3 separate regions of the Homo sapiens genome follow, and regions 2 and 3 are each linked to region 1. Evidence: chromatin contacts called from ENCODE Hi-C data. All regions are on one chromosome and are shown on one strand. Each heading gives the region's core, a stretch centred on a gene start or an enhancer-like site at or near the end of the contact. The rest is flanking DNA. Distances are from core to core; before and after follow the strand shown. Region 1 holds the start of APOOL (apolipoprotein O like). Region 2 holds the start of CHM (CHM Rab escort protein). Region 3 has its middle 130 kb from the start of POU3F4.

Region 1 (3,174 bases), core at 516-3,015:
CATTTATTTAATATGCAGAAATGTTAAATTTGGATGAAATTATTGACAAATACACAGAGGTTAAGGCTCAAAAACAGAAACTGTAATATTATTATTCATTCCTGTGGCAGACCACTATGTAGATATAAGTATTTTTCCTTTGAAAAATACATTAATGCAATTAAAACACCTTGATCCATTTTTTTCCTTTTTTGGTTCTGTACTATTTATTTTGCATTTTATTTTTATATTGGCATATATATGTATGTATATGTTTATATTAAGTTCAATAAAAGAAAATAGTCACTCAATGTTTCTTTTGTAGCCAGTATTATTAGTTTCATTTCATCATTATTTCTTAAAATAATTTTGTCATTTACAGGACAGTTCTGTTAAAAAGGATCTGTTTTGGGTATGAAATGTGATAGGTATCAACTAATGCCTAGTATATAGTTTGCACATAATAAATATTTGTTGATTGAATGAATGAATACATGAATTAATATTGGGACTGTTAATGGGCATATTATGAGCATCTTCTTTCCTCAGAATCCTTCAGGGAGGCCTACAGCAGACCTTGCTCCTGTTGTGAATATTGCAATATACCCTTAGTATATTCTCCTGATAGCACCAAAATCATCCTTTAAAAATGTAAATTAGATCACATCACACCTTTGCTCAAAATCCTCCAATGATTTCCCATCTTATTCAGCATAAAATCCAAATTTATTTTGGCGGCACGAAAGCCCCTACACTGTGTTACTTCGCTACCTCTGAAATTATTGCTCCAGCCTCACTGGACTTTTTCATTGCTGTTCCTTCCGTATGCAACCCTCTTCTCTAAATTCCTCCAGGACTTTTATCAAATGAGCTTATCAGAGTCTTTCTCTCATTGATATAAACCAGTAAACTCCCACCTCATTCCCATACTGTTTTATTTTCCTTCATAGCATTTGTCTCTTTTTTAAAATTTATTATTTATTTTTATTTATTTATTTATTTTTTTGAGACGGAGTCTCGCTCTGTCGCCCAGGCTGAAGTGCAGTGGCGCGATCTCCGCTTACTGCAAGCTCCGCCTCCCGGGTTCACGCCAGTCTCCTGCCTCAGCCTCCCGAGTAGCTGGGACTGCAGGCGCCCGCTACTACGCCCGGCTAATTTTTTTTGTACTTTTAGTAGAGACGGAGTTTCACCGTGTTAGCCAGGATGGTCTCGATCTCCTGACCTCGTGATCCGCCCGTCTCGGCCTCCCAAAGTGCCAGGATTACAGGCGTGAGCCACCGCGCCGGCCTCATTTGTCTCTTTTACTCCTGTAATCATAAGCTCTGTGAGGAAGCCACTATGTTTTGTCTATGCCCCGAACAACTGCCCGGCACAGAGTATGCTCTCCGTGACTTAGTTTTAGAATGAATGAACTTACCCATGTTTCGCAGAGGTAATAAGTTGTTTTTCTTACTATATAATTAATTATTAAAGCAGCTACATTTGGGTATTAAGTCCTTATCTGGACATATCACATATGCCCGAAACAAAATAATTAAAAGTTCTGCACCCAGGAAAATAACTCCCAACTGGACTATTGATAATGTTCTGGAAGGCTTTATCTGGGACCGGGAGGGTCAACCACAGGGGTGAACAGTTTCTCCAGAAGACAGCTGACCGAAACCGCAGCAGTTGCCAAGGCGGCTGGAGGAGGGCGGAGAAAAGGCGGTAACTGGCAGGCAAGGGGCGTAACGGGGTGGGGCTGTCCTAAGGGAAGCCTAGTCGAACTGATTTGTCCCTCTCTGCTCTCCGTCTGAAAACCTTGGCCGAAAGGGTTGTAGACATGGCGGCCATCAGGGTAAGCGAAAACCAACTTGCTTAATTTCTGTGGGTGCCGATAGCATCCCGGTAACTGTAAAAGGGATCCTACTAACTTCTGAAGGAGCCCTGAAACAAGGGGCAGGGTGGAGGTGGGTTTTGAGATAATTGCAATCTTTATCGTTTGAAGCCTCAAGACACCTGCCTTTCCCCATTAGGGTTTTATCAGCCTGGGACGCTGCTCCCTCAATCCCCTGTGGTTGTCGATTTACACAGTGGCACAGTACAAAACTGGGAAACGGCTGGGTGAAAATGGCTGGCCAGGCGACGAGCCGCAGTAGACGTTTCGGTCTTCAGCTGCAATAAAGAGAAAAATATATATATAAACTTGGCATTTGTCTCGGCGCACAGGGCAAGGCCACATGACCCTATGGAAGGACTTTGTTGAAACATTTGGGGTGAAACTGACCAGGATAGAGAGGTCCCATAGTCTTTCAGCAGTGCGCTGGTTTACACATAGTGTTGTTGCTTTCTGTGCTCGAATAACCTGTTCCTTTCGAGTTTTACGCTTGGGAAAGGTGCCTTTACTTGGGAGTCCGTGTACAGTGAGTGACTCAGCTGGCAGCTTGCTGCAGTTCCCTAAGTAGTGTTTAATAATGGTAGTCTACAGATATTTACGTAGCGGGTTTTAATTGTAAAATATTCTGTTAGGCTTGCAGGAGATACAGTATGAATAATTCAGTTCCGCTGAAGTTTTAAGTCGGCAGCGTCTACAGTTCTGGTTCTCATACTTCATCTGAGTTATTTGAACAACCTCCTACCTGAACTTGCCACCTCAAGCCTGGCTCTCATGTAATCTGTTTTCCTCTGTGTTGCCAGAGTACATCTACCAAAATGCAAATTTGATTTTTGCCTCCCCCCGCATTTAAAAAATTTTATGGGCATGTCATCATCTCCCCTCTGGGGTCAGGCCATACTCTTATGTCTAGAACATCTGATTTTACCTAGACTTTCCAGCCTCATCTCTTGTCACTCAGGAACCCTCCTCCTGTCGATACTGAGCTGCTTGCTTGACCCCGCCATGCTTTTTTACGTGCTCTTTCTCTGGGCCTAAAGTGCCTTTTCCCATGCTTATCTAGTTGTATTTATAGTTCATTCATTCATTCAGCAGCTATTTGTGTACAGCCTCCCCATATGCAAAACACAAAAATGCCTTGTTTAATAGTGTCCTTGATCTCCCCAGTCTATTTTATTTTATTTTATTTTTTATTTTTGAGACGGAGTCTCTCTCTGTCTCCCAGGCTTGAGTGCAGTGGCGCGATCTCAGCTCACTGCAACCTCCACCTCCCGGGTTCAGGCGATTCTCCTGCCTCAGTCTCCTGAGTAGCTGGGACTACA
Region 2 (3,593 bases), core at 643-3,142, 1.0 Mb after region 1:
ATGGATGTCTTCCAATTCTGAACTGTACAGAAGGCAAAATATTTATGAAAAACATTAGCATCATTCATAAGAATTAACATTCATCAATTAAAATTTGAACCCAGACCTGAAAAAAAAAATTGTTGATTAAAAAAATTGTTAAAAACACCTCAAGTTCCTACACAAAAAAAGCAAGATTATAAAACTCAAGTATGGTATAACAACTATTCCAAAATGGATGCTGTTCTCAGTTTTAGTATAGACTTAAAAGAAAAAATGAATAGTCCATTGGCTCTTTCCAGCTCTCATCCAACATCTGTTCATAGCAGCTACAACCAGGTTATTTGCAGCCATGCAGTTATTTTCAGGCTAAGAATAAACCTGTCCATGCTGTTCTGAGAACTGTTACCCAGGCATTTTTTGTTAGACAACATAAAGACCATCTATTTTACCTTCCTTATATTCAAAAACAAGGAAACTGAGGCTCAGAGAGATTTAGTGCCTGGCCCTCCCAATTCAAGCAATTCATACTAGCACTAAGCAAGACCTAAAACCAAGTTTTCTCAATTGTTTCTACGAATATGGGTCAACTCTGAGGATCAGAACCACTGACTGTTTTCCTGGGATGGAATGGGCCTTTGGAAATTTACCAGCTGTGTGATCCTGAGCAAATTACAACTTTTCCAAGTCCCCTTTTCCTCTTCTACAAAATGCAGAGAGTACCTACTACTCTAACAAGGTTGTGAGGATTATGTTCGGCTTGTAAAGTGCTTAGCACAGTGATTAGGAAATTTTAAGCATTCGAAAACAGGTAGCTATTATTTTTACTCCCAACCTGAAAACATGGCTGCTCCTAATCATGGCTGTATGAGAAGACAACGAACTGAATTCATTAACACAATGGACAGGGTCCCATCCACCAGAGCTTCTCTGGCCTACCACATTCTACAAACAGTAAAAAACCCCATCAAACAACCTATTTCATTCCATCTAAAATGATCATCCCTTACACTATTAAAAAAAATTGAAATTGCTGCCATATGTGTTCTGCTACGTGTTGTACACTGAATATGTCAACTAGAAACTGCAGAGGAGTTTCTGGTTCCACCCAAAACATGAAGAACAAACGACGGGAAAACAAGAGTTAGATAAGGTCACACACCTGAACTGGAACTCAGGACCTTATTCTCAGCACATTTAGTTATTGATGGTAGAAAGCAAGATGCTTTAAGCACCATAAAGCAGGAATAATGGCTACCTCAACAAAATAAAATTCCCTAGGTTTCTCAACAAAATAGAATCCGTTTACTTTCCCTAGTAAATTCATACGCACATGGGCAATAATTGAGCATCTTTCTTGTAAAACTGAGGATTAAGCTGTGTCTGAGCTGCGATGTATGCTAAGATCATACAAATCTATGAAAAAGTCCTATGAAATGGCGAGACAAAATGATGGGGAATATCACCTTGAAATCAATAAGGAAGGAATCATAATGTCTTGCCAAAGTCGTCTCCGTTGATAAAATCCCGACCCTCCATTTCATGACACTGCACATCCACTTCCCTCTAAGGAAATTAACAGGAATCACCGCAGCAACCAACCTCAGCAATCAGCATCGACCAGATCAACCCCTACTCAAATGGCGATAAGCACTGCGGGTCCCAGCCCCTCCCTGTAACTGCCAACTCCCGCGCTGACTCCGGACTACCTCACTTCCTTTCAGTTCTCCCTCCCACTCTCGACCCACGATGTTTGTCCCAAAACTCGCCACTGACAGAAAAAACAGAAACAAGACAGTCTTCCTAAACTTTGTCCAGGAAGCACCAGGCTACACATACCCGTCCCTATTACGATCACATCAAACTCCGAAGGGAGAGTATCCGCCATCTTGACGGGAAACGTGTCATGTGACTATTACTTGTGGAAATGAGATCAAGTTAGGCATTCCCTCCGTGGAAGGCGGAAAAGAAAACAGTGCATTCTGGGTGTTGTAGTTCTTGGGTGGAAGGTCCAGGCAGGCGACTACAGTATTATATTTAAAATGTTTACACGTAAGTTAAAAGCTCGACTCATTTTCCAGGCTGAATGCTGTAGCTCATTTAGCCTGGAGGGTTGAAGTAGGAAAGAAATGTAGATTTTTATTCCGTTAGCTAGGATGAATGTGGGAGACTTGGATACCCCTTGACAATACTGAAGCAAAATTGTTAGGAGACACGGAGAGCGGAGTGAAATTGAAGGCGGTTTGCTCTGTGAACAAAGGAGACTTTCATTCCAGCCTAAAAAACTGTTTCCCGCCATCGTTTCTGTACTTTCGTGTTGGCCCTCGAGGCATGGTTTTTCACACCAATACTTTCAGAATATATTCCATATCTTTTTCGTTTCCATGTCTCCTCGATGAAAACCCACAAAAAACCTCTCACCCTAGTTTCGCCAGAATGGAACTCCCACCGCGTCCGTATTTGTTCCAGTTAGTCCAGACAGCCACTCGGGCAATAAATTAGCCTTGCTTTACAGGAGGGAAAAAATATATGAAAGCATGGTTGCGCTGGATAAGCGTCTGTTGAGTCTGAATTCGATTTTCCGCACCAACTAGATAAGTTCATGTAAGATTCTCCTTAGTTTACATTTAGTTTCCAATCTATTAGTTTCCATAAGCTACCGTAGAAATAATTAAGGTAAAATGGTCTTTATATTAAAGTGATTGTATCTGATGAGGGGCTTTAGGTCGTCTATGTCTAACAGCTAACATAGCTCTCATAAGTATCTTCAAGGTCTGTCGCCTCCCACCGCTTCCCTCCAACCGCCCCCCACCCTGCCCCCGATTATTTAATACTCCGCTGTCTGACAACACCAAAGCAAAAGGGGAAGGATGCTGGGAATGAAGGAGGATACTTTTTTGACGACAGAAATTTCTTGTGTAGTTATTTTACAAGAGTTTCAAAATAAATCAAAGATAATGTGCAGTAGTGGGCCTTCCCTGACACCACCTATCCGCTAAGATGCTTGTGGTTCCCCAGACATTGTTTTCTTTCCAGTCTCTGACCACGCTCATGCTGTTCTTTCAGCATGGAATGATCTTCCCATTCTCTAGCTAACAGTTATTCCCAGGATGTCGCTGGGCTTCCACCTCCTCCTCCTTTCGTCTCCGTGTGTGGGCTGTTTCCCTACATGGTGCTAGACTTTGTCTTAACCCGCCATACTGCATTTATGACGATTCCTATAGAGTACACATATCCCCATATATCCACACAAAAATACACACCCAGACATGCAATACCATAATTATAAACCCCTGTACAGCATGACAGACACCAAGTCTCATTTATCTTTTTCACTCCTGCACCTAACCTAAGCCCGGTGCATAGTAGGAATTTAATAAATGTTTGCTAAACCAAACTTGATTTTGACTCCCCTAATAGATGGATGAGACGAGTCCCTGTCCTCATAGTGCTTACCATCTTTGCCTTTATATCTGCCCACCACTATCATGTGTCTTATATTTAGAAGATGTTCAGTGTCCATTAATTGTAAATATTTACATGAAAATGCTTTAAAATGTATTTTGATACGCTTTTTACTGCATTTCTCTTGCATTTTACCATAATCATTAGCA
Region 3 (3,179 bases), core at 467-2,966, 1.4 Mb before region 1:
AGCCAGCTTCAATCCCATTTTGTTACACTTTGTTTTCTACCAGGCCGTTGATTTGGGAACAGTATGTGACACCAAGTATTATATGTAAACATAATGCCAGGTAGATCATCTTGTTGAACATACGTGTTCATGTGTTGTTATGGTAGAACGATTTATATTCCTTTAGGTATATATTCAATAATGGGATTGCCAGGTTGAATGGTAGTTCTTTTTTAAGTTCTTTGAGAAATTGCCAAATTGCTTTTCCCAATGACTGGACTAATTTACATTCCCATCAGCAGTGTACAAACGTTCCGTTTTCTCCAAAACCATGCCAGCATCTGTTATTTTTGACTCTTTAATAATAGCCATTCTTACTGGTGTGAGATGGTGTCTCATTGTGGTTTTGATTTGCATTTCTCCAGTAATTAGTGATGTTGGGCATTTTTTTCACATGCTTGTTGGCTGTGTGTGTGTGTCTTCTTTTGGGAAGTGTTTGTTAATTTCCTTTGTCCTCTTTTTAATGGGGTTGCATGGTTTTTGCTTGCTAATCTGTTTAAGTTCCTTATAGATTCTGCATATTAGACTTTTGTCAGAGGAATATTATGCAAGTATTTTCTCCCATTCTGTATGTTGTCTGTTTACTTTGTTGATGACTTTTTTTTTTTGCTGTGCAGAAGCTGTTTAGTTTAATTATGTCCTATTTGTCAATTTTTTTTTTGCAATTGTTTTTAGCATCTTCATCATGAAATCTTTGCCAGGTCCTATGTCCAGAATAGTATACCACAGGTTTTCTTCAAGGGTTTTTGTAATTTTAGATTTTACATTAAAGTCTTTCATATATCTTTAGTTAATTTTTTAAATGGTGTAAGAAAGTAGTCCTGTTTCAATCTTCTGCATATGGCTAGCCAGTTATCCCAGCATCGTTTATTGAATAGGGAATCCTTTATCCATTGCTTGTTATTGTTGACTTTGTTGAATATCAGATTGTTGCAGTTGTGTGGCTTTATTTCTGGCCTTTTTTGTTCCATTGGTTTATGTGTTTGTTTATGTATGAGTATCATGCTATTTTAGTTACTGTAGCCTTGTAACATGGTTTGAAGTCAGGTAATGTAATGTTTTAGGTTTGTTTTTTTTTCTTAGGAATGCTTTGGCTCTTCAAGCTCTTTTTGGGTCCTGTATGAATTTTAGCATAATTTTCTCTAATTCTGTGAAGAAAGTCATTGGGAGTTTGATAGGAATAGCATTGAATCTGTAAATTTCTTTGGGCAGTATGGCAATTTTAACAATATTAATTCTTACTATCCATGAGGATGGATTGTAGGGACCAGCCCTACAGGGTCTGTGGGTTTTTCTACTCTTGTGCGGAAATGAGAGATTGTAGAAATAAAGACACAAGACAAAGAGATAGAAGAAAAGACAGCTGGGCCTGGGGGACCACTACCACCAAGACACGGAGACCAGTAGTGGCCCCGAATGCCTGACTGCACTGCTATTTATTGTATACAAGGCCAAAGGGGCAGGGTAAGGAGTGTGAGTCATCTCCAATGATTGGTAAGGTCACGTGAGTCATGTGTCCACCAGACAGGGGGCCTTTCCCTTTTAGGTAGCTGAGGCTGAGAGAGAGAGGACAGCCTACGTCATTATTTCTTCTATGCTCTTCTCAGAAAGATTGAAGACTTAAATACTTTCACTAATTCTGCTACTGCTATCTAGAGGGCGGAGCCAGGTGTACAGAATGGAACATGAAAGTGAAACAGGAGTGTGACCGCTGAAGCACAGCATCACAGAGAGACGGTTAGGCCTCCAGATGGCTGTGGGTGGGCATGACTGACGTCAAGCCTTCCACAAGAGGTGGTGGAGCAGAGTCTTCTCTAACTCTCCTGGGGAGGTCTGCTAAGTAATGAGTGCCTTCCCTAGGCACTGACGCTACTGCTAGACCAAGATCAGCTAAGTAACGGTTGCCTTCCCAGGCACTGGCGTTACCGCTATACCAAGGAGCCCTCTAGCGGCCCTGTTCGGGCATGACAGAGGGCTCACACGTCTTCTGGTCACTTCTCACCTTGCCCCTTCAGCTCCTATCTCTTTATGGCCTGGTTTTTCCTAGGTTATAATTGTAGAGAAAAGATTATTATAATATTGGAATAAAGGGTAATGCTATAAACTGATGATTAATAATGTTCATATATCATCATATCTATCTATAATCTATTTCTAGTATAACTATTCTTATTTTATATATTTTCTTTATTATATTGGAACAGCTTGTGTCCTCGGTCTCTTGCCTTGGCACCTGGGTGGCTTGCTGCCCACAATGGACTATTTTTCCACTTCTTTGTGTCATCTTTAATTTCTTTCAACAGTATTTTGTAATTATTTTCACGGAGATCTTTCATCTCCCTGGTTAACTGTATTGAGTAGGAGTGGCTAGAGTGGGTATCCTTGTCTTGTTCCATAAATTCTCAATGTTTTTGTAAAATGAAAATAATAACATGTATCTCATAAAGGCGTTTTGAAGGTTAAATATAAAGTACCTACAATAGTACCTAATACACAATGTACGACCATTATTAATGTTACTGGGAGAGGAGATGATTAACAGCTTATTGCAACCAGGCAAGATACAAATGATTCCATATTCAGACAAACACATCTATAATTATTAAATAAAGCTTCTGGTCTAGAGTAGAGTTTATATGCTGGAAATCTTCTCAGGGGCATTATTACAATGAGGATCTGAAGAATGCATTCCAGAAAATTCTAAAAATGTCTAAACCACTTCAACTCTTTGCAGTTCTCCCAACCCCAAAGATCAAGGCAAACCAACTCCTGGCAACCCAGTGTTCGTATTGTGCTTTCTGCAGGGTGTAACTGAAGAGAAGTAAAAAATGTCAGTGTGTGTTGAAAGATTACCTGGGGCTCACCAAGTTGCTTAGTATTCTCTCACCTATATTATCGCTTTCAGGAATGTTCTTAGATAAAGATGTAACCAAATTTTTTCCTATCTTTGTTGTCTATCTTCAACCTACTCCTAAATGTTCCCTCCCTCATCCCTTCAGCTGAAAGATGCACTACTAATTTGGGTGGTTGCTAATTAAGATCTTAAACTGTGATCCCCTCTCCTGGAGTATGTGAGTTTTCACAGTGTACAAAAAAAGATACATACACACACACATACGCATACACACGCCACTCAAAAC

What was found. A loop is a pair of places that touch in the nucleus more often than their neighbours do. Pooled maps may share reads with other maps.
Region 2: a map of CD8-positive, alpha-beta T cell shows a loop between it and region 1 (5-fold over the local background). The contact joins the promoter of CHM here to the promoter of APOOL in region 1. A Hi-C loop is called at or near these places in 2 of 168 maps with a recorded cell type or tissue (CD8-positive, alpha-beta T cell and naive thymus-derived CD4-positive, alpha-beta T cell), 3 of 37 single-sample maps with no recorded cell type and 13 of 50 pooled maps.
Region 3: a loop to region 1 is called in a pooled map, with 15 times the contacts of the local background. The contact joins the enhancer-like site here to the promoter of APOOL in region 1. A Hi-C loop is called at or near these places in 3 of 37 single-sample maps with no recorded cell type and 5 of 50 pooled maps.

What each region holds. Positions count from the first base shown.
Region 1 is chrX:85,002,112-85,005,285 of GRCh38, forward strand. APOOL (apolipoprotein O like) reads left to right here and starts at 1,766. Exons shown (of 9, transcript NM_198450.6): 1 at 1,766-1,816. The coding sequence starts at 1,802.
Region 2 is chrX:86,045,666-86,049,258 of GRCh38, forward strand. CHM (CHM Rab escort protein) reads right to left here and starts at 1,893. Exons shown (of 15, transcript NM_000390.4): 1 at 1,819-1,893. The coding sequence starts at 1,867.
Region 3 is chrX:83,633,460-83,636,638 of GRCh38, forward strand. No RefSeq gene overlaps it. Among named protein-coding and RNA genes, the nearest start is that of POU3F4, 130 kb to the left of the region's middle. RefSeq lists an enhancer at 1,553-1,902. Within about 2 kb of position 1,717, at least 6 of the 41 ENCODE cell types and tissues checked have a DNase peak (open chromatin) inside an H3K27ac peak, as active enhancers do.